2 separate regions of the Mus musculus genome follow, and region 1 is linked to region 2. The links are chromatin loops, found by intact Hi-C in ENCODE. Cell type or tissue: left cerebral cortex. All regions are shown on one strand. Each heading gives the region's core, and the rest is flanking DNA. Links, peaks and the distances in the headings are about the cores only.

Region 1 (15,796 bases), core at 6,262-8,761, 160 kb before region 2:
CCTGGCTGTCCTGGAACTCACTCTGTAGACCAGGCTGGCCTCGAACTCAGAGATCCACCTGCCTCTCTGCCTCTGCCTCCCTGTCACCCTCCCCTCCCCCTCTCCCTCCCCCTCTCCTGGGATTAAAGGTGTGAGCCACCACCCAAGAAGCCCCAACATTCTAAGAGGCAATTTGCACTCTTCCCCCACTTCTCCATTTAGTAGCTCAGAAGCAAAAATAAACAAAACAAAACAAAAAAACAAAAACAAACAAAAAACAAAAACAAAAAAACCTCAGAAGGGTTCAGTTATTTAGCTTTTTTTTATAGCAAGCAGCTAACTGATACCTCTTCCCACTTTGTCTGCAACACCCACCAACCAAAATGGAATCCTAGCGAGGAAAAAGATGCTTTTGTAAATTTCTTTATTTGGATATTTCTGCAGCCTTTACTTTCCTGCATTTATTTAAATGTGAAAGATCTGTGGCGGTTGAGACATCTTTTGATTCTGTTTGGGCAGAGTGTGAATGGGTCCCTTATAACCCACAGCCCCTTTGAAGTCTCTAGGGTGCAATGTACCTATGAAAAGCTGCCTGGTTGGAAATTTCTATTTTATGGAAAGAAGCATAGTGGCCATATTCATATCTAATGAAAGGCTGGTTCCTATAGAAAGAGGTACTGGACAGGGTGCCCCTTCCGGGTCTTCATTTTCTCAACAGATTTTCAAATTATTTGCTTCTAGAGAAATGGCCAGGAAATGCTATTCTTATAATGGGTTCTGGACCGAGAATCTTGTGGTTGTGGTTGGATAAGGTCCCTTCTCCCCATCTTTGCAGGGGAAGATTAGGGGGTTGCAGCCACCCCCCTTCCAGAGAGGGAGGCCTGGGTGGTTAGTTAGAGAAAGAATGTTAAGGGAAGACCCCTTCACATGACTTTGACCGGGACTGGTTTTAGACCGCACCAGTTTGTTCTACATAAGCCAGAATTGCTGTTGCAAGCTACGCGGGGCCTAGATCCCAGTAGCAGCTGTTTCACGACCTTGCGACCCTGTGCTCAGCGGGAGTTCCTGGCGACCTCCTGCCTCTGATCCCCTGGCCCCGTGCAGCTTAGGCCCAGAGGGTTCCCAGAAAAGCCAGGCTTTCGCCCCAAGCGGAGGGATTGGGGGTGGGGAGGTGGGGAAGATCCTCTCCCTAAATGGAAAGGAAAGAGTGTGGACTTGGGTAGAAATACTCAGGGCTAGGATGGATCGCCTGATCCTAAATTCTTTCCTCTCGAATCTCTTCCTGCTTCGCTCTTGACAAAGCCGCCCAGAGCGTGAATTGGCCGTCCTCATGCCAGCCTTCAAGCTCTGTGCCCCAAACCTGAGGACAGGACCTGGGGATACCGCTTCCATCCACAAACCAGTGTGTGTTGGCAGCAGCAGCCAGAATGAATTTAGCGGTGACTCCAGGTCCAAGTAGGACCTGCCTCCAGCCACAAATGGTTGTTTGAATTGCCCTGCACACACAGAGTTGGTTTCACTCTGGGAACAGCCTGCACCGTTCCAGCAGCGGGTCACCTCCACTCTGCCTTGGCTCCCATTGCAATCTTCACACAGTTACTGCAGTTTCAGTGTAGAAAATCTCCCAACCAGTTCAGCGGGAGACTCCAAGGGGGAGAACTTCAGATGTCTCAAATTTTAGAAAGACCAGAGTTTCCTGCCAAATTGCTCTTTTGAGTAATTTGGTAGCCGGGTTCCAGCTGCTTGACCGTGCTGCAATGCACTCACCGCTGAATGTCCTATTGTGTAGAGATACAGTGGGGATGACAACAGAAAAGCTCTTTCCTTCCTTTGCTTTTCGTGTGTGTGTGTGTGTGTGTGTGTGTGTGTGTGTGTGTGTGTGTGTGTGTGTGCAAGAGTCTCAGCCTCTCCAGTAGCTCCCCTCTCATTCTCTCTCACCTATTTGGAACTGACCCAGAGAGCAAGAGGCCCTGCTTTCTGTACATCTCAGACAAAAATCAGAGAGAAAGCCCGAGGCACAATGCATACTTTTTTGAGTTCATGGGTTCTGGGCTGGGCTGGGTTGTTAGGCATATAACCAAAAGGATTTGAATCCAGCATCAACCATCAACACTGAAACTGTGGTACAAGAGAACAACATGACGTGCTGTGGTCCTGTGCTTGGGAGATGAGGTCTGACACGGGGTGGGTAGAGAGCAGTGGGCTCTATCTTGGTTTGTTTGACCTAAGGGTCTCTCCCTGCTTCTGGGCATGGAGAGGAAACAGGAGTCACACAGTCCTCTCTCTATCACCATCTCTATCTCCAACACTAGGAAACAGCCACAGCCACCATTACCTTTGAGTTTCCTGAGTCTCCCTTCTAAAAGTGAGGACCTCCAATCTTGTCCTGGGGAAAATTGCCTATATTTGCCCTTAACCCTCCACATAAGTCCTTTGAGTGTTTCTCAACAATTGAGACTTGGAATCTGCCTTTTCTGTTTCTCTCACCGGACTTCTCGCTATTCTTTAACCTCCTAACTATTCTTTGTTCTAATTTGTGATGTTCCTGTGAACCATTCTGTGGCTGGGCACAAACACCCAGCCACCATAACGCTCTATTTTCTGCTTCAAGTAGAAGGCAATGCTGTCTCCATGGAAGGCCACTGACAAGATGAGAGAATTTCTGGTCCTCCCTCTGTCTGAGAACTTAGATCTTCCCTTCCCTCCTCCTCCTTGTCCACCCCCTGGACGGTCTTGTCCCACCAGTTTCCCAGAGTTTAGAGGGTGTTTACCCTGCAGTTCGAGGGCATGATGGCGCTGAGGTCAGAATCCCTGATTCGCGGCTGGAAGACACTCCAGTAAGGCTTGCACCCAGTTCTACAGTGGAGGGTGGGGATGGAGGTCTGGAAATCCAACCCTGTACGCACCCCCTCTTCTCCCCACCCCAGCCAGCTTACAGCCTCAGTCCTTTCTTGCCAAAGACAGAGCCTACAAACAGTGGGAGTACACTAGGGGACCCTGAACTTTTCTCATATGCCACTGGGCCAATGTCACCTGCTGCCCGGGATTGAAGCTCATACTTGATAGGAGGGGTTTCCCAGAGTGTACTCCACCCTCGGTTAATTCTCTTTCCGGCTTGTGTGAACCTGCCTAAGGCTTTCCCTGCTCCCAATAAAAGAGAGCTCCCTTACCCATCCCTCTGACCCCCACCTGAGCCACTCTCCCTCCACTCTGAGGGAATCCGGAGAACTAGCGGCGGAGGGAGAGATCAGATACTCAAGGGTTTAGAAGGATGTGCGGGTGGAGGAAAGAAGAGACTCGCCCTGCTTCCTGTGTTGTTCTGCAAGCACCCTCCCCCATCTTCAAGACCCGGAAAGGGTTAATCATTTACCAGCCACCCTCTTCCTTTTCCTTTCACCTGCCAGTTCCAAAAAGGCACATCCCAAGACCCAAGTCTCTGGACTGTCGCGCCGACGGGGTCATTGGGGGTGACTGTGCAGCCCCTCCTCACCTGTACAGCCCCAGCCCTGACAGGCGTCTGCCTCCGCTCTCGTTCGTGTCGCCTCGGCCGCCGCCTGACCCCAGCAGCGCTGATAAGCCCCCAGACGACCAAACATCGTTAACTTCTTTGCCTTTCTAGGCTGCTCTGCCTGTCCTTTCTCCGACCCCTGGGCTGAGGGGGGCGAATGGGATGTGTCTCTCTCCCTAGTCTGCGGGGGACTCCAGTACAGCACCTTCTGGCTCGGAATAAAGTTTCTGTGGCATCCCAAGTCCCCGTGCCCTCCTCTCAGCCATAACTGGGTTTGCCCACGTAGACGCAGCCTCTCTGGAGAGCTCAAGGAAACAGTAAAAACTAAAAGAGAGAAAGGAGAAATTGATGTCAGAGAAGGCCAACAGTGATTTCAGAAATGAGCTCTAAACCCTTCTCAGCCCATCCCTGAGTCCCCTGGGGATTGGGCTGTCCGCCCAGGCCGAACAACCAAATTCCATTTTCCGTTTCGTGTCCTTTTGTTTCTTTGTCCTTTTGCACAACTAAGTAGGTTTTGACTGACAAGATAGATGATGCCTACACGGAGACAAACTGGTTGCTGAGAAATAGGATCGTGCTTTTCCATGGTATACTGGTGTGTCCACAAAAATCCATATTGGTCAAGGTCTGGGGTTCAAAGGCCATTAGCCAGGATAGAGGGAGCTGCCATTAGAAAACTGGACTTGGGGCTGGAGAGATGCCTCAGAGGACCTGAGTTCGATTCTCTGCATCCACACCAGCTTATAGCCATCTGTAACGCCTCCCCAGAAAACCTGACACTTTCTTCATGTCTTCAAGGGCATCTGCATTCATGCTCCCACCAATTCAAATAAATAAAAATAAATATAAATATAAACATTTAAAAAAAGAAGGAAGCTACTCTTTCCCTTTGGCTCTTTGCTTCAAACAACCAAAGTGCCACCACCCCTTGCACACTGCTCCACCCTCAGGCAGACCCTTCCCAAATTCCCCTTCCAAGGAGAAAGGAGAAGGGGTCTGGAGAGACCCTTGAAGAGAGTTTCTGCTTAGAGAGACAGAATGGGCTGTAGGGAGGCAGCATCCACAAGGAGGAGAGGTGGGACCTGAGGGTGGGGATGTCAAACTCTTCAGTCTTAGAAAGGCCCCTTTTTCCCCAGACAGGTGCGTATTGCATATGGCCCAGGTATGCTTTTTTTTTTCCACCAATGGTGCATGCCTTTAATCCCAACATTGGGGAAACTGAGGCATGCTAATTTCTGTGAGTTGAAGGTCAGCCTGATCTGCAGAGAAAGTTCCAGGATAGTTGAGGACACAGAGAGGAACTCTGTCTCAAAGAAACCAACAAATAAATACACAAATAAAAAGGTTTTTAAAAAAATCTATCTATCTATCTATCTATCTATCTATCTATCTATCTATCTATCTATCTATCTATCTATCTATCTATTATGTTTCTGCATGCCGCACCGCCTGTATAGTAGTCAGAGCACAACTTGGGGGTGTTTTCTCCTTCAACCATATAGGTTTTGGGGATCTAATTGAGCTTGTTAGGTTTATGCAACAATCCCTTTACTCTCCGAACTATCATCCCCAAGAATGAAGTTTATATTAATTCAAGCAATTGAATTTATATTAATTCAAACAGTTATTTGGCTACATCACAATATTTTCCCATTTAAAATAACTGAACTGGATAACAGGACCAAAAAAGTTAAATGTCACTTTGGTAAAAAATTACCATCCTCAACCTTAGGGCCACTCCTGGGAGAGCTTTTTAAAAATAGTAATGACAGGTCCTGGGTCCTGGGAAGATGCAAGCATGAGGACCTGGCTATAGATCCCCGGTAAAAAGCCAGGCGCAGGCGCGACAGTGGGGATTTGTAATGGAAACACTGGGAAGCAGAACCCCTGGAGCTTGCCCACAGTTTAACCTAACCAGCACTCCTGGCCTGGCACCTCTCCTTGCCCGAGTAGACCCCGCTCAGAACCCAGGGCTCTGCAAGGCCTGAATCATCTCTTTTCCTCTTTGCCATTTTCTACATTTTTCCCCCTGCATAGAGGAGGAAAGACAAAATATTTTGTCTTTCAAAATTCCTTAAAAGTACGGGGAATACGAAGCTGAAGCCTAAAATCCCCCTCCCCATCCTGGCAAAGCTTGGGCGGGCAGTTGGTCCTCAACTGGAGGGGGCGAAGGACCCCCAATGTAATAGGGGGCTTCTTTGGGGATAGAGCCCAGAAAAGCAGGAAAACTTTCCTGGAGTCACGCGGCACCTTCAATCTTAACTTTCCTACTGCACCCCAACTTTAGCCTCGCGGACTTGGCACTCCAGCCCAATGCTTGCTGTCGTACTCCCGTACTCCCCGAGTACCCCATCCTCAGACGCTGCCCACTCTCAGAGAACACGTACGTGAATGGAGGGCTGAATGGAGGGCTGGCGAACGCGTTCTTTCTCCTTCACTGAGAACTGGAGTCCAATGGGGGAATCTCCGCGACCTTCCATCCGGGTACACGGAGAGATAGATGATCCTGAGGACCCCAGCCCTATCTCCTTCCAGGGCTTTTTAGGAGGCTCCTTCGGAGGGGCTAGTAACCCGTAAAGGCTTCAAGATTGCCACAAGCATTTTGCCATTATGGTCCACCAAGGGACTTATCCATGTCTTTCAATTTTAAAGAGTCAGAGACAGCAAGAAATGCTAAAAGAGAAATGAGACTTCTCTCTTCATTTAATAATAATAATTTAAAAAGCGCCATAATTCAAAGAGCACATCCTTTTGTCCTTCCTCCAACCCGACCTCCACCTCCCAGGAAAAATTGTCAGAAAATTTCTAGCACACATAGAGACACTTTTCACTCTCTCTATCATGAACACAGTCTCTGTAGACCAAACCCAAACTTCACATTTCAGCAAACACATCATAGGAACGAAAATTACTTAACAATTTTTTTTCTTTTTGATTGGGAAAACGGGATGGGGATAGTTCTCCATAAAAGAACATGCCGGACTAGTGAAAGGGTTCAGTGGGCGAAGATGCTTTTGTCATTCTTGAAGAATTGAGTGCAACCCCCAATGCTGGGGACCCCTACTATGGGAGGGGAGAACGGACTTCAGGGAGCTATTCTCTGACCTTCAGGCCACATGGCATGCCCACACACAAAAGCAAACAAATGTACTTAAAAAAAAAAAAAAGAATATAGATTGCCTTTTTAAAACATGTGTCCACATCGGGCTAGCCTCAAACTTGTGGCAACAATTCTTCCCGAGTGCTAGGGTTATAAGCATGTGCTACCATGGCAAGTTACAAACTGCTTTAGAGCCTACAAAAATGCTTATTGTGTCCAATTCCAATGAAAATTTTATTTATGCGGACCCCTCGATTTTATTCAGTCCTTAGAGTCTAGAATGTAGCTGAATGTTGAAAAGGGAAAAGAAAGTCAAGAACACATTCTAATTACTTCCCCATCCATCATCAAGTAAATTAGTGTAAAGCTGAGCCCTTTAAAGGGGAAAGGCATCCATCCATGCTTCAGACTTAGGGTTTTGAAAGAAAGGTAAAGTATAATGTGGTAAGCAGCCATCTCTGCTAAGCCTGTACTCTGAGAACAGTGGCTCCTTATACACACACACACACACACACACACACACACACACACACACACACCCCTCACTGTGTAACCGAGGCTAGCCTCAAGTTCGTGGTAATCCTGCCTTAGCTTCCCAAGCTAAGATAGTGAGTGAGTTGTTACTTTCCTTATCAACATATGAACCATTTTAACTTTGGAATTCTTTAGCACGCGTTATCCATTTTAAACGATAGGTTAAAATAAGCCAATTGTTGTTTTTAGTGGTGTTTATTTCTAATACTTAGGCGGTAAAGGAGAACAAGTTCGACAATATAAAAAGGTTTCATTTAACTACCTTCCTGTTTGTTAAGAGCTCATCTCTACGATCTTTACGACTAAATGTGGGCTTTGCTCGGATAATTAGAACAAACAAAAAAAATCAGGCTATTGACTTGATCACTTGTTTTTTTTCTCTGAAAGGACTTTGCAGAGATTAATTCAAAACAGTGCCTAAACTGAGAGATTGTGTAAACTGATTTGTTCGGAGGAGAGGGGATAAATACCAATTTCTGCTTATCCCCAGATCAGGTCTCTATAGCTGAAACCACAGACAAAAGAGTGGGAAGGACAAATTATTTGTGCCGTTTACACCAAAAATTCCTTCGGTTTCTGACAGTTCTATTTCAAGTTGAAACCCGTTTCTTCCTGCGGGGCTTCCCTGGTTCTAGAACGTCTTGGCAGTACACTTCTAAGCTTTTCGCCTTGGGGCTCCAGAGCCCACTGGTGGAAACACTTGGGTGTAGGAGGGCTGGATCTCTCCAGTCAACTGCGGAAGCGGGGACTGTCTTGGGATTGGCGCCTGGGAGTGCCCTGGAATGGAGACACTGAATGGGATCTGGCGCTCACCAAGTCCCTAATGGGAAGAAACACTCCGGAGTCCGCGATGCTTCCTTCTTCTGCCTCCCCCACGCCCGTGAGAAAGCAAAGTTGGGGAGGGTGAAGCAGGAGGCCAGAAGCCCCTCGCTCGCTCTCCCACCCGCCCCACCACTGCGGCCCGCGCGGCACCAGGCTAGAGACGGGCTCCCGGGCATTATTCAAAAGCAAGGCGGCCTTTTGTCCTGGGCACCCGAGGACTTGGTGAGAAGCCAGCTGGGCGGCCTGGGATCCTCTGGCCCTTTGCTGGGCTGGAAGCTCCAGACAATCGTGGGTTGTCCTTAGGGAGATGGCTGGTGGTGCCCTTGGGTCTAAGCTTGAGAACTGTGATTCGGCTTGCTCTGCCCTCTCTCCGACTCCACTGCAGGCAGATTTAGGACGCGTCTGAGATCTAACCCTCTCCCGTAAGTTTACTAGAATCTCCCCCTTTCCAGACTGGATAGATAGTTGCCTGTAAAGTCCCTTGGGGTGAAGTGGGGGAGGCAGGGAAACCGAGGCATAGAGAAAGATGAAGAGATGTAGTGGGAAACGGGGAATCTTGGAGGCAATTTTGTGGTCACAAGGGCCTCAACAACTCTGAGGGATGAATCCCGTTTTTTCGGGGGAGGGCACGGTATAGGGCACTGGGAAAATAGGCATCGACCACATTAAGGAGAGGCATTGGGCCAGGGTGGGGATTGCCAGAGATCCCGGCCAAAAGAAGCCCTGGGAAGAGTATAATGTTATTCCGACTTAGGAACTAGCTTCCTAACAGCCTAGGGGTCCAGGGTTTTCATCCCTTCAAAGAGCAGTCGCTCGGAAGCAACAGTTTTTAGCAATTACGGACAGGATGACTTATCTCCAAACTAGCAGCTTCTCTTCTCTGCCTCTCCAAAGGGTGCTTCTCCCACCCGCTCCCTGGAGGTTCTGCTAAGAAAGATGAAGGAACAATCCTAGTCAACCAAGCAGATCCCTGGAATCCAGTTCCTCCTACCCTCCAACTCCACCACACTGGTCTAACGTGGTTTAATGGCGAAGGGAAAGTCTGTTATTTGCCCAAATGCTTCATTTTTGTCGCGCGCGCGCGCGCTTGTGGCTTTGTAACACCATGCCAGGGGAGACCAAGAATAAGACTGACGCCTGAGGACAAAAATTAAAGTGGAATTTTAGGACTTTAAAACTGTGGGTCTTGCGAGTCTTATGATGTAATTCAGTATTATGATGAGGTTCTGAGTTCATCCCAAGCACAGTACAGGCAAAAACCCAAACCATCCAAACAAACAAACAAACAAAAACCAATGTAGATAGCTCTCTGGCCCTGTTTATGGGCTAAGCCAATGACAGAGATAATATCAGAACTGACTTTTAAAAAAAATAAACAATTCTACGTGTGTTTATAACCAAGAAACAAAAAAATCCTTTTTGTCAGTCTCTAATAGCTCCCTCTTGTAAGCTGACTCCTGGGTCAGAGAGAGGGGTATCCATCCCAGGTAAGGACTAGGATCCCAGAAACGACTGCTCAGAGAGTGAAAATTCCAGCGGGCCAACTGTTGTTCTGTGGAAGGAAGGCCAAACAATAGCTGATTCCTTCTGTACTGGGCAGACATGGCTGGTTGGTTATTTTGGCACCTAAGGCGGCCAAGCTATTGGATGCTGAGCCCAGTGATTTATATCTGCCGCTGCACGGAGACTTCTGAAGCATCCCAGCCCCACCATCATCCTGCCCCACTCCCTTGTGGTGAGTTCCCCCTACTTGGGGGCTCTGAAATTTCCTAATCTTTAAACCCCAGTTTCCAGCCATCTTCTCCCCACACTCTGTCCTCATGTCTGTCATAGGCTGCGTCCATTTTTTTTCTTTTTTTCTTTTTTCTTTCTTTCTTTCTTTTCTTTTTTTTTTTTTTTTTTTTTTTTTTTTTTTTTTTTGGTAGAGGGTGTTCTTTGGATTCAGTGCCCTGGGTTGAAATGATGGTTTTAACCCCTCTTGTGTTAAGGAGCTCTGTCTAAGGCTGGCTCAGATCTTCTGAGCAGGATGACATGGCTGCTACTGTGGCCGGCTGACCCATTGTCCCATCGTGTACACTGTCCCATCTGTGTGTTCTCTTCCCTTTCTGTTTGTGCTGTGGCCACTGTCCAGGGTGTCCTTTGAAGCAGTTGAGTTTGGAAAAGAGACTCTCTACCCCTTTCATTTATTAAACTCTTGCACACTCTGAAAATTTAAATTTATTTCCCATTGAAGCTGAAAATTCAAGTAGACTAACGATTGGAAGAGGATTTTATTTCATTTTGTTTTGGGTTTGCTTATTCCTGACACTGAGTAGGGAAGGCAGGCAGGGGTGGGAGGACTCCTGGAAGTGTGGGAGTCCGTCCTGGTTCAAAACTTCAGCTAGGCAAAGACTTCACCCACCATTTATTTGGAAGACCTCAAGGTAACTTCAGGTATGAGCCAAGACAGAATTTTAGGGTCTCAAAGGAAATAAGGGATGATTGGAATCCAGTCTCTTTTCTACTTAAAAAATAAAAGAAAATCTAGCTTCCAGCTCAAGCAAGGAAATTAAAAGAGGCAAAGGAGACAAAAGCTGCTATGCCATTCAGAAACCCATATGCAAGGTTGAAATTGGTCCCTCTTCTTTAGCTGGGGAAAGGGACCCAAATCTTTCTCTGACACCCCCTTCTTTCCCTGCCTCCATGGGCTTTGTTTTTACTTAGACCAGAGAAGCTGGCAAACAGATAGCAAGACTCAAAGTCACACTCCTCCCTTCTGTATTTTCAGGTTCTTCTCCGACGAATAGCTTCAGCTACCCCTGTTCTCCCATTCCCCAAGTGGGTTAACACGGCAGAAACGAGGGCTATTGAGATGGCTCATCAGGTAGAGGTGTTCACCAACATCCCTGATGACCTATCTCCAGTACCCACATGATAGAAAGAAAGAACCAACTCTGGCAAACTGTACACACACACACACACACACACACACACACACACACACACACACACAGGATAATGATAACAGCAACCACAACCACCACAATAAAAATGTAAAAATCAAAACCAGATTGTAGTCTCCCTGGTTCTGTGGACCACAGTACTATGGGCTCTAAATAATAATAATAGTAATAATAATAATAACAACAACAACACTCCATGCTCATTCTGGCTGTTTTGTATATGTGAAGTCCAGAGTAAAGGGCTTTTAAAATTGAGCAGAAAGGAGTATAATTCCCAGAGAAGCACTTGTCCAGGCTGCTCAGTACAGCCTTGGAGATGGGAGGCAAACGTAGATCTTGGGTGATAAAACCAAATTTCTGAGGTCCCAGCAGCAGGAAAGGAGGAAGAGCCTTGGCTGCCAGAGGAGAGAAGCTCACTCAGCATAAGGTTCTATTCTGTACAGAGATGGTGTTCTATGTCTTTTCAGACCAAGTGAGTGAGACGCAGGGACAAACACATGCACACGCACATATACACACACGTTTGGTTAGATTTTTCTAAAGAAACATACCAGAGAAAACAAGATCTATGTTTAGGCTGAATCATGTTATTGCTGGACATGGTGGCACATGCTTTTCATCCTAACACTTGGGAGGCAGTGGCAGATGGATGGCTCTATCTGAGGGCCAGACTAGGGCTACAAAGTAAGACTCTAGAGAGAGGTGGGGGACAGGAAATCATATCTCATCCAGAAGCCTCCAAGGAATGAACATTCTTGTCTATCTCCAGGAAGATAGCAAGCAGCCCTTCAGAATGGACCGTGTGAGCCTCTTCTCATTAACAAGTACAAATTCCGTTTCACACATGAGTCACCTTGAATCACCCAATAATTAATTAAAACCATGTCCTGCAGGGGAGAATTTATTACATTCACTAGCCTTTTATGAGCTAGGTGTAGTTTAGAAATGAAAAATGTGAGGGCTCTCTGGTACTGTAATGTTTCTGCTGTGTTCTGCATTCATGATCCATCTCCTCACTTTCTGGAAAGGGAAGGAAGCTTTGGGCAGAGTGAAGCTTTGGCTTGGAAGGGAGATGAGGATTAATCTGATTTATGCCATCTGCTTTAGCTTTTGTAACCAGACCGGTCAGTGGCTGCTGCATTTCCTCTTGGAAAAAAAAAAAGTCAGGATTTTTGAGGTGGCTGATGCATCAAAACTGGGCATCCTTTAAAGAAGGGAGAGGACGGACGGAGTGAGAGAGGGAAAGCCAGCTGAGGAAGATGGGGTTGTAGCTCCTTGGTGGGTCTAGAAAAGAACAGGGGCATCTTGGCACTTTTCTTCATGCCAGGAGGTCACAGCTCCTCTAGCAGGTTACCATCAAGCCCAGATCTCTTCCTAGCTTGATGGTATAGTGTGTGTGTGTGTGTGGGGGGGTGCCATAGCTTCTCCACAGCATGGAATCAGAACAAGGCTGTGTGTCAATTCCACAGACATGGGATCAGAGCAAGGTTGTGTCTCCTGGTTCCTCTTACTAGTAGAGATGATCTTCTTGGATACCACCAACTGGGAGAGAAACAATCCTTTAGTTATACAGGCAACATACTCTGCAGAGTCTTTACTTCTTTTTAACTTGTTTTGTTTTGTTTTGAGACAGGGTCACTTGTAATTAGGATGGGCTCTTGAACTCCTGATCCTCCTATCTTCAGTCCCTGCATCCTGGCATGTCCAGTTTCTAGGGTACTGAGGATCGAACTCAGGGCTCCCTGCATGTTAGGAAAGTGCTCTACCTACTGAGCTACCAGTCCCAGCACCCCTTCCTTTATTGTGCATCTTTAAACAGCCCTGTAGGAAGGCTAGACCAGAATGATTGCTTTCATTTTACAGATGACAAGGCTGAGAGTCAGAGAGAAAATGACCAGTCCAAGGACACAGAACAGACAGCCCAAATCAGAGCAGGGACAGCAATTATTCAGTCTTCAACACTGTCAGAAACGTACAGTACAGTAAATAACCGTGCTTGGCTGCCTGGGAGTTGGGAAAGAAGGAGATCTCAAAATCCAAGAGCACTTTGGGGCATGCAGCAAAGGGAAAAGTGAGAAAAGCTGGGGCCGGTTGTTACCTGTTCCAGCCTCCCCTTCCTTGGGATGGGGGTGTAGTGAAGGGAATTCACACTCCCCTATCAGCATCAGCTTGGTACAGAAAGGTGGGGTAAGGCCGTGAGTACAGAAGGTTGGGGGCTCAGTATTAAAGCTCTTAATTGCCTAGTATGTTGGGGTCCCTGAATTCAACCCCTGAGGCTGCAGAAGTAAATGGGTGAGTATATACACAGGTAAATTAAAAAATTATGGTGCTGGAGAGATGGCTCAGCAGTTAAGAGCACTGACTGCTCTTCCAGAGGACCAGGGACTAGTTCCCAGCACCCACTTGGTGGTTCACAACCATCTGTAAGCCCAGTTCCAGGGGATCTGTTACCTTCTTCTGACCTCTGTAGACGCCAGGCACACATGTGGTTACATACATGTAAATAAAATGCTCATACACATTAGATAAACAAATCTAAAAAATGATTTTAAAAGTAATTCAGTCCAACACGAAGCAGTAATCTCTCTCTCTTTCTCTCTCTCTCTCACTCTGTCTGTCTCTCTCTCTCACTCTGTCTCTATCTCTGTCTCTCTGTCTGTCTCTCTCTCTCAATCTCTCTGTCTCTCTCTCTCTTTCTCTCTCTCTGTCTCTCTCTCAATCTCTCTGTCTCTGTCTCTCTCCTCTCTCTGTGTCTGTCTCTCTCTCTCTCATAACATATCAACTAAATGTAATACATGGACTTTCAGACAGTTGCTCATCCAGTCTAACACAGACACCATTAACTATTTATTCTTTTATGTTTGTTTTGTGCAACAACCACACAGAGGCTACTTAAAAATCTCAGGGTAAAACAACAGAAAAGAAATACTTATCAGCTGACGATCCAAGGTGAAGTATTTTGGGGGTAAATCAGTGAATAATGCCTTAAAATATTTTAGAGAAAAGTTGGAATTTATTTCATCGTATTTTCTGTCTGTGTATAATTGTATGTAAAACGTGCTATCAGGAAGCAGCGTGTGAAGTTGTGGTCCACATCCCAGAAAGCTCCACAAGCATGCCAACTTCCTCCTGGTCCCATGGAGTGGGCCTTTGACAGTCCAGGTTAAAATTCCCAGAGCTCACCTAATACCCCTTCTCAGGGAGAGGACTGGAGCGGAATGGACAGAGTTGGGTCAGTAGACTGGCTGTTCTTCTCTGCGAAGCAGCAGACGTGAGCACAGGGCCAGTAGAGCACTGTGGACCTCCCAGCATTCGGCTATAAGGACCTTGTTCCAGGCAGATCACTTGCGGCTGCTGGAGAAAGCCCTGGAGGGAGCTGGAGTGAGGGTGGGGTCTGGAAAGGGGTGAGAATAAGGTGCAAGTTTTAGTCTTTGTAGTTTTAGAAGTCATGGGGAGCCCTGAATAACAAACAGTTGTTGTATGTTAAAGAGATTCTTTTATCTTGGAATCAAAGCATATATTATTTAATTGTATTGTAGAAATTCCTTTGTTTCCCTCCCCCCCTTCCACTCCTGTAATTTACCCAGAAACCTTGGGCCTGTTTTTAATTTCAATTGAAATTTATTTCTGTTCTATTATTCATTATTAAAATTTTCATGTTTGAACAGGTAAGAAGCCAGGCACAGTGACTCTTGTTGTCACCCCAGCTACTGGGAAGGCTGGGGTAGGAGGTCACTTGAACCTAGTAGTTCAAGTTCAGATAAAAGTGGGCATGGTCCACTCCCCTCTCTCTCTCTCTCTCAAAAAAAAAAAAAAAAAAAAAAAAAAAAAAAAAAAAAAAAAGCAAAAGGAGGGGAGAGGAGGAAAGAAAGAAAAATTAGTGAAAAGTAAGTGTTTAAACCCCCCCCCCTCTCTTTTTTTTGACTTGGATTTAAGGCAAGCCCCACAGCAAAGCTGTAAACCTCATATATGAAGTTCAATATATATATTTAGTTTTAATTTTCATGCTATATACTTTAGTCATCCTTTGCAGTCCACCAGTTCCTCTCTCCCTACTCATCTAACTTCATATCCTTTTATCTCTTAAGGAAACAAAACAAAACAAAACCAACCAAGCAACCAAAAAGCACATACATGGACTCTGAAACAAAATAAAAATCAAACCAAACAACAACAGCAGCAACAACAACAACAAAACATGGACTCCAGTCTTTTTGTGTTGGCCAACTCCTGCCGTCTTGGGGTGTGGTTGATATACCCAGTGCCACTCCACTGAGGAAAACTGATGTCCCCTCTCCCAGCTGGCATCAACTGTAAATAGCTTTTTGGTTAAGAATGGGTCTTGGTGCCCACTTCCTCTTCTCTCTGTCGTGATTTTTGTCTGGTTTAAACTTTTAAAGATCTTTTTCATGCTCTGCTGTCTCTTTGAGTGTGTGTGTGTATGCATGTGTGAGTGTCTGTGTGTGTTTGTGAGAAACAGAGACAGAGTGAGTCAGAGAGACATAGACAGACAGAGACAGAGAGAGGTGCACCAAGGCGCCTGAGAAAATCAGAGATACCTCTGAAGCCCCTTGATGTGGTTCTGGGACCTAAGCTCTGCAAGGGCAAGAGAGGTCTTAACCTCGAGCCATTTCCCCAGCACCTCTAAATGTCCCTGGGCTTTTGGGTGTATGTGTGTTTGTTTGCTTTTTAATCTACAAAATGGATGGCAACACACCGCCATCCATATTACTGCTTGGATTAAATGGAACATACTTACCTTGGTGTCTGGGTGTCTGGGTGTCTGGAGCCTACAGTCCCAGCAGGTGGAGGATTGCATGCTCAAAGTCTTCAGCTTTTCCCCCCTTCAGTTACAGAGCAAGACTGGGTTTCAATAATGGGAAAAGGAGGGAGGGAGAGACATCCACTTTG
Region 2 (15,796 bases), core at 8,951-11,450:
AGGGCGTAAGGCGACAGAGGGCCTGTGAGAAAGGGATAGAGACAACAGAGGTGGCTGAGGGGTTGGGGGGAGTCTATACCCGTCGGAGGGCCAACTCCTTCAGACTCTATAAGCCATTCTCCAACCCCACTATGCGAAGCTTTCTGTACAGGAAGTGGCCTGAGCTGAGACCTTCTTAGAAACTACTGCCTATGGAGTAAGCTCCTGGAAGGCCCTAGTCAGGTGTGAAGCATCCCGGGGACAATTTGGTATGCCAGGGGAAGGCCAAGAAAGATGTCCCGGGCACGCTAGTCTCCTCTTGCACTGGAACAGTAATCAGGGCTCTTTCCCAAACAAACGCCATCACGGCAGGGAGACTGGAACAAGACTCTGAAACCTAGAGGGGAGGATCCTCCTTCCTCAGCTCCCCCTTTGAACTCTCTTTCGAAACGGAGGAGGAGTTAGTTTTACAAGAACTTTCACCTCCACACTTCTTGCCTTAACCCTTCAGTTTAACAAACGGATGCTTCCCTTTCAGATCCCCTCCCCCTTTCATCTTTCAGGAAAGAAAAGAATAAAAGGGAACCTAAGCAACTTTAAAAGGTCTGCAGGGGAAGTTGGGGAAGGAGGAGAAAAAGAAAGAAAGCAATCCTTTTGGGCCCTCCAGTTCTTCCCATTACCTCTGTTACCCAAGCTCTCCCTCCTTCACAGTACCCCCCACCCCCTCCTGCCCTGCCCTGGACCGTCTCCTATTCCCTCCCTTCTCCTTCGGGCCCGGACATATGGAACCCATTTCGCTGGTGACATTGAAGAGCCGCTGGTGCGCCCGCCTTCCGCCATGGCGCCCCCGAGGCCCCCGCGCTTCTCCGTGGCCCTGCCAGTCGCCACTTCTTTCGCCCGGCGACTCGGTCACCTCTCAGACCGGGTCCCACACCAACCTGGGTTTCTCGTAGCCCGGCGCCGGCCTTGGTGGGACCGCGGGCTCGCCCTACTCGGAGCATCCCTAGCAGGAGCTGTGCGGCCGGCTCCGCAGGCTGAACAAAGCCGGGGGCGGGGGCGAGGCGCAGGCCGGCCTCTTTCTCCCTCACCCCCCCAACCCCCAGCACTGCGGGGGTGCTCCCGGGGCCAAGGGACCAGGATGTGGCCGGCCCAGGCGCATCCCCAGCCCGGGCCGAGGGTCCCAGGACCGGCCATCAGCTCTCACGCGTTCCCCGCACCCGGCCGTCCGCCGCGGCTCGCACCCTAGTCTGAGACCGCACAGGTAAGTGTGCGGTGCTCAGTCCAGCGCCCCGCGACCCAGTGAATGTGGAGAGAGGGTCGCGGATACCCTCACTCCCCACGTTGGCATCTGAATGCTAGACAAAGATCAGAACTTAGAGGAGGGGGTGTGGGACTGAGATTGGGGTTCGGGGCCCTGGGTTGTAGGGCGAGTGTGGAAGAATGTGGAGCTGTACCTGTGGGTAGACAAGATCCGATCAGGGTTTGGGGAGCTCTGGGATTCAGGAAGGATGGAGACTTTTTCTGGGGGGAGATGGGAGCTGTTGGGGTGAGGGAAACCTGAGGCTGGCCTGGCTCACACAACCCAGCTGCCACTGTGGGTCAGCCCTTTAGCACCTACGAGTTATTTGAAGCTGAAATGACAAGAGGTTACGCGGAGGCTGGGTGTTAAGCTGAGAAGGTAGGAGAGGGCTTGATTTATGGCTTTCAGAGAAGCTGTGTTTACTATCTGCCTGCTCTGGAAACCAAAAACCAAACAGAGTAGAGGCGGGGAGAAGCCTGCCTTCCTTGGAGTGGGAGGCGATGCTAGGCTGCTGGGATTTATTTTCTCCGATACGAGAAGACCCCAGGAATCATCTCTTCACAGGCGAAGGGTGTGGTGCTTTTGTGAGGCAGAAGGAGTGTGCAGGCACGCAAATGTGGAGATTGTGTATTGTGGGAGTGAGCCTAAACACTGGGCGTGTATGCATGTGCTCTGATTGGCGTTGCAGTTACATAGAATCAATTCCTGAGTGCATATAAAGAGCCAGGAGTGGGACTGGGGGGGGGGTCCTCTGGTCCTGGTACTTTGGAACAGGGTAGCTTTGGGTACTATTCACTGTCTCTTTATGCTGTCTGTGAGGTACTGTTTCTCCTGCCTGGCCTTTCTTTCTTCTAAAAAGTCACAGGCAGCAAAGCCAGCTTGTCCAGGCCTCTGGCCACAGCTCCTCTTTCCCTCTCAGTATTTACTGCCTGCTCACGCCCACGCTGGCTGATCTTCACTTTGGATCTGTAACTTTGTAGTGGGATGCTAAGAATAGGGTGAAGTGGGGGAAGGGGGAGATGTGGTATGGCAAGGGAAATGGGGGAGATTGAAGTCTGGTCTTGGAAGGGCTGGGTCCTACCATTGCTACTCAAATTCTCCCAGTCTCTGTTGAGAGGTGGTGTTAAATAAACACACAGTTGACCACAAATAAGGGAAACGTGCAGAATGTTGAAGGTGGCAAGAACACATTTGGACCCCTAGATAGTTATTTCCGCAGGCCAACTAGTGGCTCGTGTGTTTCTGTCCAGACACTGGCTTTGCCTGCAAATTGTTTTGCATTAAATTTTCTCAGCCACAGAATTATCTTTCCTCGCCTCCAGCTAAACTTGCATTTTTCCACCAGACACTTGGGCCCGAACCAATGAAATCTGAGAGGAAGCGGCTGGGCCCTAAGTGGCCGTAATTTAATTGATTTTATCATAAATCATCAACTTGATGAAGAACCCGAGGTTTCAGTGAAGTAAATTGATATTAATGGGAGTTTCTTGAAATGCAAACCCACTGCATTGTTGGGGCATCTTGAGCTGAGAAGGTAGATTGCGTGTTTCTCAAGAGCCGAGAGCTCAACCTGGCGCTCAGTGCAGCCTGGGGTGGGTGTGTAGGAAATGATACTTGGAGGGACAGCTGCTTGCAGATGGATCTCTGGGGGACACTGCAGAGAAAGGAACTTGGTTGGGATGGGAGCAGACTCTGACTCTGAGGATACCCCCCACTCCCACCCCTACACACACACACACACACACACACACACACACACACATTGGCTATCCTGGAAATGCTGGTTGTCAACTGAGGGATCGGAGAGGAGAGGGCAACTTTGGAAACTGGTAGGTGTGTGGGCAGAGGTGGGGGGGGGGTTGGGGTGAGAAGGCCAGGCTGGTACAATGGGCTTATTGATGCCTGGTTAAAAATTGCTAGGTTGAAGCCTTCCTCTTCTAATTATACAAATTAATTATTTACTACTCAGACTGCTGCATCCATCCAAAAATAGCACTTTTGATTTTGTAAAAAGCGTAGAAAACAACCCATCCTCCACTCAGAAGAGGAGCAGTGAGGCCCACTGTTTCTGTGGGGCGAGAGAGGACCCAGACCAGGATGTGTGCTCAGTGGTAGCTGAGGAAACATGTAATTCCCAAGAGGAAGTATTTTGCATCTGATAATAATGGCACTGGTGCACTTATCATCTGAACTCAGTTTATTATTGTTTGCCGTTACTCACATTTACATTAGGATATAGATAATTACTAATATTCAGCCTGAAAGGGGACCTTGGAGATCATTTATTTAGTCTGCTCCTTCACCTTCATACAAACAGCTTGGTTTTAAAGAGGGGCTCACTGAGGCCCAAAGAATGCTCAACTTCGAGTCACACAGCCAAGCTGCCATGATTAAAGGCTCAAGCCTGTAGCAGGCATAGCTTAAGATCAATTTATTTTCCACTGTGGCCCTCAGTTTCCCTCTCTGCTACAATAGCAGAGTTGGACTAGACACTTCAAGTTCTCCCCCATTCTGCTCTTGGGTGCCCCTCAGCATCTCTTCGTCTGTGGGATACTGCTTGGGGGGTAACTTCCTGTGTATCTGGCAGTTCTGTGGCTATTTGACTGTAGAAGTTATTGCATGATTTGTTTGCAAAATTCGGAGTTTGTCTCTGCCTGTACCTCTAGAAATTAAGTCCTCTGGACTATGTGTTTTGAAGGAATCCCTGTTCTCAACAGAATGGACACCCAGGTCAAGAGCAATGACAATAGAGGCCTAGCTAGATGGGGTGAGCCAGGATTGGCACAGGGCCTTAGCTTCACCAGACAAGCCTCTTTCCCTGTTAAGATGCTAAGTCAGGGCTGGAGTTGTCCAGAAGCAAGCATCTGAGGTTCCTCTTACCTTAGGCCAAGACCTGGATGTGGGATCACAGTTTAGAATCTGTGGAAGCAGGCGCAGCTTCACCACAGACTCAGCCTTGATCCTGGACAGTTAGACCTTCTTTATCTGGGAGAAGGCAGGACGTACACAGCGTGCCATAGCACCATACTGTCTGTCCTTCCAGGGTAACTAGAACTGAGGCCAGCAAAATGGAAGGTCCCTACTTTGTTTCACTCTGTTTCCTTTTTCTTCTTCCAACTACAGAGACACGAAACTAGAAGGCAATGGCTTCCCAGATGCACAGCTATGTGAAGGGCAATTTCTTTTGGGATCAGGGGTAGAAGGAGGGTAATGGGTTTCTGGGAATTTTTGGATGCCCAGGAAAAATATGGCTTGGTGATTCTGAGGCAGGAAGTGGAGACAGCGAAGTAACTTCAATTTTAGAAATCCCAGGCTCTGGTCAGACAGTCCAATCCTCCAAACCTATTTTGAGAGAGAAAGTTATTGTGGGTGGGGTGGGGGAAAGACTGGCAGACCCAGACTCTGGTCCTATCCCATTCTGACTTTGGAGTTTTATATTTGGAGGCCTTCCACTGATTGGCTATTAATCCAGTGAGTTATTGTCTACTAAACAAAGGTCATTGGGAGAGAGACGTCCAATCAGTCAGGAGAGACTCTGCCTGCAGGCCACTCAAAGTGGACTGTGCCCTTCCCTTCAGCCAGCCGGTCTTTGCCACTATCTCCCACCTTCCCCTAGCTTACTCCTCCAGCTGCCCAGGACTTACAGTCTCTCCCACCCCACTCCCCTCTGCCTCTCCATCCTGGCTACCTTTGTCTCCACACTGATAGGGGTGGGGTTTTCCAGGACTAAATTAGATGTCCCTGATTTAGAAACGGATCTTTCTTGACCAAAGAGCCTGCCTGCAGCTAATTGTGGTCCCCTTAGTATTAGTTTAAGGGGTCTTCCACTGGCACCCAGGAGACTTTATAGATCCATGTGGTGTTCTTTCTTTCTTACTCATTCCTAGTCTGAGGCGGGGTGGGATAGAGCCTGGATTTTCTTTTCTTTGCTCATTGGGTCAGGCTTTCTCCCACCCCCTCCCCTCCGAGTTATCATCAGCTGCGTCTACACTGGCCTTGGGGAAAGCGCTCAGATCTCCTTCCCATGTTTCTTTGTTCCTTCCCACTCGAGCATTTTGAGAGAGTCAGGGACAAGGGAAACACATGTCTACTCTACAAAGCCATCTTCATTAACAACACCTTCCTCCTTCCTCCGTTTACAAACCTAAAGCTTTAAAATCTTCATTAATATTTAAGAGGAGATGGAGATTAGCTTCAACTTTAAAGTATTCACAAAGTTGGACTGGACCGCCAAGCTAGAAAAGAGCATGGGACAGGGAACGGGGACAAGGGCAAGCAAGAAGCAAATTGCTAAATTGTAGCCGCAGCTCCAGCAGGGCCAGAGGAGTTTCCTGCTTGCCTGAGATCAGAATGGGATCCCTGGTCACCAGAAGACTGAGGACAGAAGTTGGTTTTAAAGAAGCCAGCAGTGTTTTCCCTTATTGAGATAATTTTTTTGTTCTTTGTGGAATTTCTTTGTGGGGTGGGTAAGGATGATCATACTGAGATTCACAAGGGTGGCAGTCATCAGGTCCCCGCCACTCAAAGATTGCTTACAAAACTCCTACTCTCCCGATGCTGAGTACCTAGCAGCAGTTGTGGAAGAGAGTGCAGAGCTACTACCCTGTCTCTACAAAGACAGAAAGGATGCTTGTGAAGAGGGATGCTCTCTCCCATTTTTTTTTCTTTTTACACAGATAAGTTTTTGCCTCTATCAGCACACACTGGCTGTTTGTCTCATTCTCTGCACTTTCCCTCTTCTTGCCCTTCCACCTTCCCACAAAGTTACCAAGTTCTCTGAATCCCAGAGAAAGCTGTTTCCCATTTGCCCATCTCAAACTACCCCTAAATCATGGCGTCTAGTCTATCCCCCTGTCTCTTGTCAGTCCACAGAGGCTATCTTCAGATCCTTCGGGAAGTCCTCTGCCCCAAGCTCCTCACTCCAGCTCTGGCATCCAGCCTTTGTTCTCTTCAATTTACAAAGACTCTTAAGCCACTACCACCTTTCTGAACAGAACAAACCCTCTCAGCACCCATAGATGCCTCTGTCCCTCTGTCACCTCCCAGCTTCATGTCGGGCCGCTCCCTGTGGCCCCGGGGACAGGGGAAAGATAAAGAAACCAAACAAGTATCTTGGATTCAACTTCTACCACATTCAGAGGTGCATCTCCTCTAAAATTTTTTCCCTGGCTCCTAGATTGCCCTTTTGTTCCCATCCCTGGATGCCCTTCTTTCTGGGACCACCAGGGGTGAAGAAGGCTTGGAAAGAGAGGGTTTTTTTTTCTTCCTCCATACTCTTTCCCACCACCCCAGTGCAATCAGTGCAATCCAGGCCACTGTTGTTGCCGGCAGCATTGGCTAGGTGACACGTAGGCTCTTTTGTTATCCCTTTAGGCAGAGCTGTGCAGTCCCAAAGGTGACCAGGTTTCTTCTCAATTCCACAGCAACCATCCCTAGCCAGTGGTGATAGCTTTTAGAGGAGTTGAAGAGTCTGAAGTACATTAAAAAAAAAAATCTCTTTATTTATGGGAAGTAGAGGAGATCGTCTGTGATTTAAATTTCCTGAAGTCTCTGGAAGTTTCCCTGGCCTGAGCTGCTGACCCACCAGACCTCAGGTTCTTTGGCATCTAACCCTGTAGATCTCATATCACAGTTGCTGGACAAGTACTCAGAGGCTCTTGGCTTGAGCCCCAATACTTCATTAATATTTTTCTTGATACTACTAATAAACACAGCAAATTGACTCCGGCTTGCTTTCTCTACTTACCCTCTCAACTCCCACCTTCCTCAAGCCACCAGCTCTGGGGAGGCAGTAGGATCCCAGGTATCCCATCTAGGGCTCTGCATGTGACTCCTGTTGCTGAAGGGTAGAGAAAGACCACAGGTTCCTTCTGTATAACAGGGCCCCAGAGAAAGCAGTTGCTCCAGCCCATTTGGCCTGATTTGTTGGGCTTAGAGACAGTGGGGCCCTAAGCCAAGGGTTGATTGACCCTTTACCACCCCTAAAGAAGAGCCTTGAGGGAGGAGGGAGGTAAGAGAGCTATTGCTCATGAGAGACCATGGCATCCTTTCTGGAAGGGAGACAATAGCTGGTGCTCTCTCACCTTTGTTTCCTGTCCCATGCCTGTCCTGGTGTATCCAGATGGGAGAAGGTAAAGAACAAGTGCCCTAATCAGAAAAGCACAGGCTCCTGGCGGGGATCTGTCTTTACAAAGTTAAGAGAACCAGTTTCCGTGTAGAAAAAAACAGTTTCCGTGTAGAAAAAGAGATACCGGCTGCCTTCTGTGTCATCCCCCTAAGTCAGCAGTTAGGCAGCAGGCAGGCACTCCAGCCTGTAGAAATGGCCTGGGCTCTTTTTGTCTTCTTGCCTCTACTGCCAATGGCTCTTTCCCCACCCCCTGGCCCAAATTTGCAGACACCTACATTCTTGGCTCCTGTCTTCCTCCTACAGGCCTCCTACTTGCTTTTGCCTGCCCTGTTCAAACACACTCTAAGAAAACTTTCAGCTTTTGTAGCTCCTTCACTTGGGCCAAGAGTCATGAGTCTTGCCGAGCAGAGCACGGTGGTGGTGGTGGTGGTGGTGGTGGTGATGGTGGAGAGACAGATTGGATCTGAGTAGTGATGGTCATCCTCCTGTCTGCCAGTACATTCAAAATGAAGCCGGTCTGGAGTTCTCATCTTCTCCCGGAATACAAATGTCCTTTTCACCCCTTAGCCCCTTCTGCCCGTCCTGAGGTGAGAATCTTAACAGAAAGGACCCATTGAAGTTCCTAGAGCCCTTCTCCTGACCGGCTGTCTGGAGCTCTGGTAAAACCACAGGGTCCTTCCTTCTGTCACCCTCTCTCCAACCCCACTCCCCCTGCAAGATGTTCTGGGTTTTTTAATCATCCCTCACCGCTAGTTGTCTGTTCTCAAAAGGGGTGTGTGTGTGTGTGTGTGTGTGTGTGTGTGTGTGTGAAAAAGTCTGGCTTTGTCCCCCCTCCCCCATTAGAGACTAGGGGATAGGGGGTGGGGAGGAGAGAAGAATCAGGGACTGAGATCAGGGACTCAACCACCAGGAGTGTCTACCTTAAAAAAAAAAGAAGACGTCTCCGTGGGCCTCCTGTGAGTGAGCAGGAGAGACACCCAGCACCCCTGGCCCAGTCAAGCCAGCTTCTGGCTAGGTCTCCAGAGGCCATTTCTCGAATTAGCATAATGGTCCAATGGGGGGGGGTCCTGAATACGGTGGGGGCACTATGTAAACTCCACCAGCTTTCTTTGCATTTTGCTGTTCTCTTCTTCCCCATCTCAATGTAAAAAATTTTCCTGTTTAAAAAAACAAAACAAGACAAGAACACCTTCTACTTTCTTTGCTTCACACTGTTATTTGGGGGGGGCGCCCCCCATCTCTCATCACCACAATCACCTTCCCTCCTTATCAGGCATCTATGCTGGCTAAAGGGGAGACGTGGGGGGGGGGGCGAGCGTGTGTGTGTGTGTGTGTGTGTGTGTGTGTGTGGTTTTTTCCCTGTGCAAAAGCAGAGGCCATTGTTACGGAGAGTAGGGCGTACCAGTCTTATAGGGCAACCACACTGTGGCGGCTTGGCCGAGCTGGAGCCCGGAGCCGGATTCTCGGCGAGCCGAGCCGCCCAGCACCTTTCGGTCTGCTATTTTCTCCCCCCCGCTCCCCTACCCCTCCCTCCTGCGCACCCCCCGCTCTAAAGCCGAGTGAATTGAAGCGGACGCCGCGCGGCTCCTCTGGCCGGTCTGCCCCTCGGGCTCCCTAGCCGGGGTGGCTTTGGGGAGGGGGGGGGGCGACGCAGCTTTAAACAGTGGTCTTTTTTTCCTTTGCCTTCAAGGAGGGGAGATTTCTCGCCTGCCGCTCGCGCTGGGGCTCGATGTGAATATATATTATGTCTGCCTGTTCTCCCCTCGTCGGTGGCTAAGGTAAGCTGGACTGAAATAGGCTATCAGTTTGTGAATGGCGGAGAGTATGTCTCAATGATTTATGGCCCATATGACTCCAATCTCGGTTCAAGAAGAGTTCACAAGCTTTAAGCTTCCTTCCACGCAGCGACTGACTCTCTCTCTCTCTCTCTCTCTCTCTCTCTCTCTCTCTCTCTCTCTCTCTCTCTCTCTCTCCCTCTCTCCCTCTCTCTCTCCCCCTCCCTCCCTCCCTCCCTCTCTCTCTCTCCCTTTCCGCTTTTCTCCTTTTCCTCTCTCTTCTCTGCTAGCAGCCAGATCCAGGGCTGAATCCCCTCTCCCCCGTTTGCTAAGAAGAGCCAAATCTTCCTCTTTCCCTTTCTTATCCTTTTATTTTTTTTCTTCCTTTCGTTATTTTTTTTAAAGTCTTGGAAGATGGCCTATCCTCTCTCCTGGGGTTTCTCCAGCTATTGTTACCCTTTTCGGCTCTCTCAGGAGTGTGCCTGGAAAGGTGGGGTTCTGGAGGGGGGCTTGCCTCCCTTCTCTAGCGAGACCCAGAGGGTAAGCCCAGAGCCACTGTCTCCATCCCACCCTTCCGAGAAGCCGTATGGAGCCTGAATTTTTCCAACATGGAGGCAAGGGAAATAGACTTGTTTGGCTGGGTAGAGCTGCTCCCCACCCCCTCTTCTGGATCCCAGATTTCAGATCCTCAGGGCACCTTCGGGTTCCTCACTGTCCCATTGAGCCAGGCCTCTGCGCCCTCCAGCCTGGAGCCCTGTTAGGCAAAGTCCCGGAGCAGAGTTGCTAAGGCGCCTTTTAATTCGGTTACCTCCTGCGCCAAACTTGCTGCCGTGGAGCTCGGCCCCGGCCCGGCCTGGTGAGCTTGGAACCTGCCGCCGCTAACCAGTTCGGCGTCCCGATCAGTTTCTCCTCGCCTCCTTGAGCCTGAGCAGGAGGTCGGTAACTCCTCGCCGGCCGGCCACCGCCGCCGCAGACAGTCCGCCAGCAGCGGCAGCTGGAGGCTCTCCGAATCCACAAACCTTCCTGGCCTTGTCTCACCGCCAGAGGAGTCTCCATTCTTTCCTATCACGTCTCTGGCTCCTTCGCTTCCCACACTCGCCTGGCCTCTGTCCTGCGATGGTTTCGTTTCGGGCTTATTGCTGGGGGAGCGACAGAAATTTCGGCCCCAGGCGTCTAGTCAAATGCTGGGCTTTTATTTGTTGTTGTTGTTGTTGTTGTTGTTGTTGTTATCACTATCATCATTATTGCTGTAACAATCATTTAGACTAAATAAAGCCAGGGATCAGCCAGCTAACCCCCTCCAAGGTTTTTATTTCATTCTCTTCTCTATCTATTAATAACAAACTCAACTGATGTCGGTTAATTAATTCTCCCTTTCAGCCAGGGCTGCTCCGAAGCTAATTTTGGTTAAATCATCAGAGGCTAATGGTAATAATAATAAAGGGATTGGGTCAGCCTGGTCAATTGAACTCCAGTCCTCCCTGGAAGGACCTGCTGCTTTTGCACACCCGTGTGTATTTCCAGAAACAAAAATTTCCCAGAAACCAATTGGAACTCAGGGCTACATCATCTCCCCTTTAAGTACAGGGATCTGTGTCATAAGGGCAGCGTTTGCGTGTGGGAGGGGTTCACCCCACCTGAAGTTTTTTTTGCATTTTATTTTTACCACGTTTTCTTTGGAGTTGACCAGCTGGGCTGAATGATAGTTTAAGTTTTGCTCAAAGCACATGACACAGAGAGGATCAGACTGGAGGTTTTAGGGAAGTACCCATAAGAGGACTGGAGAGGACAGAGAAAGAGTCAGAAATCTCAGAACAAATACAAAACCTCCTGACACGGTCCAGCTTTATTTTTCGGGTGCACTTTAAAAAGACTGTGTTAGAATAGTGACCATAATTTTATTTTATTTTATTTTTTGCTGTTGGGAACCTCAGTAAACAGCCTCCCCTTTGAATCCAGAGAAGAATAGTGTTCAAATTGTTTTGTGAGTCTTTCTCATCCTGGATAATTTCCCCCATCTCAGTAGAAAAGAGATTCCAGCAGATGCACAGTTTTTCCTTTTCCTTTTTCTTTTTCCCTGAGAAATAAAAGAAAACAGATTGTTATGGATTGGGGGTGGGGAAAACCCAAGCCAAATGGTCATAGCACCAACTGGTCTTGCCTGGGAAATCTAAACAAGCATGGTCCATTTGGACGCTCCACAGGGGCCTCTGGCTGCTAGGTCCCAGGCCTGCCTGAGTCAAGACTGGAGGTGATGGTACCTTCAGATGGGACATAGATGGATGGAACTTGGTTCCACTGCCTCTGGGGTTAAAAATCTTCAGGAGTTTTCTGCCTTAGGCTGCTATGATCTTGGAGGGAAGAGTCCCAGATGAATTTGCTTTTCATTCTGGCTTGGGTCTAAGATCTGCAAGTTCCAGGCTAGACTTTGCTTAGGTGGAAAGATATGGAAGGAAGAAAGACTGGAAGCAGAGAGGCCTCCCTAAGGGAAGGAGGACCTCTGGGATGCTTCTACTTTAGAGTCTAATAGTGCCCTCTCCCTGGGATTGCCCCATCCCAGGGTTGGGGAGTTGCGGGGGTGGGGGAGGTTAAGGAAAAATTGTAGAAGAGGCCAGGGGTTGGTTATTTCGGGGTGCCAGAGAGAGGGGCAATGGTCCACGAAGCAGTGGTGTTCTATTCCTAAGCGGTCCTCGAAGGAGTACAGTCTTGATTTTGTTTTAAAAAAAAATGGAAATGAAAATGGATGTTTTCTTTTTCCCGTTAAAATTAAAGTTGAAGTGTGAAGCATCCAAGTCAGGTTAGATACTTGGTCTCAGCGTCTGCTGCAGAGATACTGGCGAGGGGAGAAGAAGAAAAAAAAAAAACTATTGATGTCAGTTCCCTTTTTAGTTCCTAAGATGGATTCGAGGCCCAGTCCTCTTCTCCCCTCTGTCTCTTCTCTCGCCCCGCAGGTCAGCCGCTTGGAACAGACCCGAGAGGAGGGGGGCAGAAAGGGGAGGGGGGTCCGGCGTGTCACGTGACCCCCAGGGGTGCCAATGTCCGGTCGTGAGGGTATCAGGCCCTTGCAAGTTGCCACCCACTGCCCGGGCCTCGCCCAGCGATGCAGAAAGCCACCTACTACGACAACACCGCAGCTGCGCTCTTCGGAGGCTACTCCTCGTACCCTGGCAGCAATGGTTTCGGCTACGACGGGCCTCCCCAGCCCCCCTTTCAGGCCGCCACGCACCTGGAGGGTGACTACCAGCGCTCAGCGTGTTCTCTGCAGTCCCTGGGCAACGCCGCCCCACATGCCAAGAGCAAGGAGCTCAATGGCAGCTGCATGAGGCCAGGCCTGGCCCCAGAGCCCCTGCCCGCACCTCCGGGCTCACCCCCACCCAGCGCCGCACCTACCAGTACCACTAGCAACAGCAATAACGGGGGTGGGCCCAGCAAAAGCGGCCCCCCCAAGTGCGGTGCCGGCTCCAACTCCACCCTCACCAAACAGATATTCCCCTGGATGAAAGAGTCGAGGCAAACGTCCAAGCTGAAAAACAGCTCCCCCGGCACAGGTACCAGCTCTCTGCCTTCCTAGTCAGCTTTTGTCCAACCCAGGAATTTCACTGTTATTATAGCATCCGACCCCAAGGCGCCCACAAGGCGGCCTGGAGACAATATTAGATGGCTGCCTAGTGCTTTTTAGCTACCTCTCACTACCTGATGACCTCTGACCTGACCAACACCCAGTCCATCCAACCATCCTCCATCTGGGCTTCCAAGAGTTTCCAGGAGGTGGGATGGTTGGCTTTACAGCCCTTCCCAAGGCCGCACCGCCTGGAGGCACAGAGTCATCAAGGATAGATTATTATTAAGTATGATTATTGTAGGTATTAATCACCATCGCTCAGGCAGCCTGGGGTCCCGGCCTGCAGCCACCCGAGCCTCTATGTGCCACACATCCAGGCCCTGCCCACCAGTGTCCAGTCTCCCCCCCCCCGCCCCCCTCCCAAGGTGTTCTCAGTCACTTGTCTTGTAAAGAGGGCGGACAGAAGGGAGGAATCACCTCAGACTTGGATTTGGATATACGGGGAGGGTGCGCGCACACGCAAAATCCTAGCCCTAAATAAATGGCCACGCAGCTCTGTCTGTTTGACATGATCAAATTTTCATAAGCTGGGGCCGTGAAAGGAGAACAGGTCTCTTAATAAATGCCACTATTATAGAGTGTCCGCTAATGCGACGGGAGGTAGGAAGGGGGGGGGTGGTGGTGTAGAGGAGGTGGGGACGCGAAGGGGAGGGCAGCGGGGCCTCCGAGTCCAGGCCTGGATTTATTAAGAAACGATGCATTCAATTTCGGCGTGTTCAGTAATTATCTTTTATTTCATTTTCTCCCCTTCCCACCCCTCCCCCCTCGGGTCCAGCAGAAGGTTGTGGTGGTGGCGGCGGCGGTGGTGGCGGCGGCGGCGGCGGTGGCGGCGGCAGCAGCGGCGGGGGCGGCGGCGGCGGCGGGGGAGGGGACAAGAGCCCCCCGGGGTCGGCCGCGTCCAAGCGGGCGCGCACGGCGTACACAAGCGCGCAGCTGGTGGAGCTGGAGAAGGAGTTCCACTTCAACCGTTATTTGTGCCGGCCGCGCCGGGTCGAGATGGCCAATCTGCTGAACCTCAGCGAGCGCCAGATCAAGATCTGGTTCCAGAACCGTCGCATGAAGTACAAGAAAGACCAGAAGGCCAAGGGGCTGGCCTCGTCCTCTGGGGGTCCCTCTCCGGCCGGAAGCCCCCCGCAGCCCATGCAGTCCACGGCCGGCTTCATGAACGCCTTACACTCCATGACCCCCAGCTACGACAGCCCGTCCCCACCAGCTTTCGGCAAAGGCCACCAGAATGCCTACGCGCTGCCTTCCAACTACCAGCCCCCTCTTAAGGGTTGCGGCGCCCCACAGAAGTACCCCCCGACCCCGGCGTCGGAGTATGAGCCCCACGTCCTCCAAGCTAACGGGGGCGCCTACGGGACGCCCACCATGCAGGGCAGTCCGGTGTATGTGGGCGGGGGTGGCTACGCGGATCCGCTGCCGCCCCCTGCCGGCCCCTCCCTCTACGGCCTCAATCACCTTTCCCACCACCCCTCGGGGAACCTGGACTACAACGGGGCGGCCCCTATGGGCCCCAACCAGCATCATGGACCCTGTGACCCTCACCCCACGTACACAGACCTCTCCTCTCACCACGCACCGCCTCAGGGTAGAATCCAAGAAGCGCCCAAACTGACACACCTGTGATGGGAGGGGCGGGCTGGGGAGGGAGGGGTGAGGTTAAGGGCCAGGGAGACGGCGGACTTGGGGGATGGGCGCGGTTTAGAGTCCTGAAAGAGGTGTGGGATGGGGTTGTCGCCAGGTTTCCAGAAACAGAACAGGCCTGGGGTGCCTTCCCAGCTCCCAGGCCCCCTCCCCGCCCCCAGGGGCTGTCTTTTAAGTCCTCCATGCCTGGTTCCATCTGTCTGCCAACAACCCTTGGAAAGGAATCCACAGCAGGTTGGAGACGGGACCACATCAATCCCAGGGTTCCCAGGGTTCCAGCACTACCAAGTGGGAATTTCAGATTGGAGAGGTGACGTGGAGTCGGGTAGAGGGAGCCAAGACAGGCAAGCAGGGCAGAGAAGCACATTCAACACTTAATGGCTTGGCTATCAGCAAGCAATCAACTTACCTTGCATCTCTGTGGGTAATTTCCCCAAAATCTTGATTTTTTTTGTTCTCCCTTTCAGTCTCCCTGTGAAAAATAAGAAAATACATTTAAATCGAAGGGCACAAAGTATGTTTCTCTCCTACTTCCCTGAAGCTTCAACTCCCCCCATCCCCCATCTGTTAGGCTTCTTACTATATCTATCATTTACTATGGCCCTACGGTTGGTTTTCTGCTCTAAGGACATTCATATCTACACCCCACCCCTATTGATTACAATTTTCAGAGGGCTCAGGGATGGTAAGATATCCTGAAAGTCAGAGCTGCCTATAATATAAATAAATATATATTTTTTTTCTTTTAAAGAAAAGTTAAGAGGCTAAGGCAGGCAAGTTGTCAGGACTGGAGGCTTGCCCATTCTCCAGTCTCTCAGCTCCCACCCCATCCCACTCCCTCCACTTTCTTTTTACTTCTGTTCTTCTCTTGACTTAACGTGAAAACAGGGTATATTTGAACAAACTGTCTGTCCTGGCAGGTGCTGCAGCTGGACCTGTGGACCTTGCTCCAGTTCCTGACAGGACAGTCTTGTTGCACTTGGAGTTTACATTTTAATGGATATTAAAAAAAAAAAAAACAACTGTGAGAGATGTCTGGGCCTGCAGAAAGTCCAGCTTCGCTCAAAAAGCGTGTGTTCTAGTGAACATTTTCATATATATTTATTGGTTATAGCCTGTTAAAATATTTTCTTTTTTGTATTATTTATCCCCCTACATTATGTATTTATATGAGGGACAAAAAAAAAAAAGAAAAATGTACTTTTTTAGTATTTACTTGTTATAAAGGTTGTTGTGTTTCCTGTCATGTAAAACCAGCTATTTTAGTTTTTATTGTATTCTAGACAAGAGCTGTAGATTTATGTTAAACTCGTACATATGAGGAATTGTAATTAGTTCTAAAAGGC

The links. A loop is a pair of places that touch in the nucleus more often than their neighbours do. Peaks named below come from ENCODE experiments on the same cell type or tissue, not always from the same donor. Only the 100,000 strongest peaks of a DNase experiment are listed, where the experiment ranks them.
Region 1: a loop joins it to region 2, with 2.1 times the contacts of the local background. A loop is called at or near these places in 5 of 42 quality-filtered maps.

What each region holds. Positions count from the first base shown.
Region 1 is chr11:96,169,751-96,185,546 of GRCm38, forward strand. No RefSeq gene overlaps it. Among named protein-coding and RNA genes, the nearest start is that of Hoxb13, 17 kb to the right of the region's middle. In left cerebral cortex, for the core only: no CTCF peak of the experiment used is centred there; no DNase peak of the experiment used is centred there.
Region 2 is chr11:96,331,968-96,347,763 of GRCm38, forward strand. Hoxb3 (homeobox B3) reads left to right here. Exons shown (of 4, transcript NM_001079869.1): 2 at 9,097-9,184; 3 at 12,133-12,729; 4 at 13,579-15,796. The coding sequence starts at 12,282. The coding sequence ends at 14,432. Hoxb3os (homeobox B3 and homeobox B2, opposite strand) reads right to left here. Exons shown (of 4, transcript NR_155303.1): 3 at 14,860-14,922; 4 at 11,067-11,258. Among named protein-coding and RNA genes, the nearest start is that of Hoxb2, 12 kb to the right of the region's middle. In left cerebral cortex, for the core only: no CTCF peak of the experiment used is centred there; DNase peaks (open chromatin) are centred at 10,290, 10,680 and 10,860.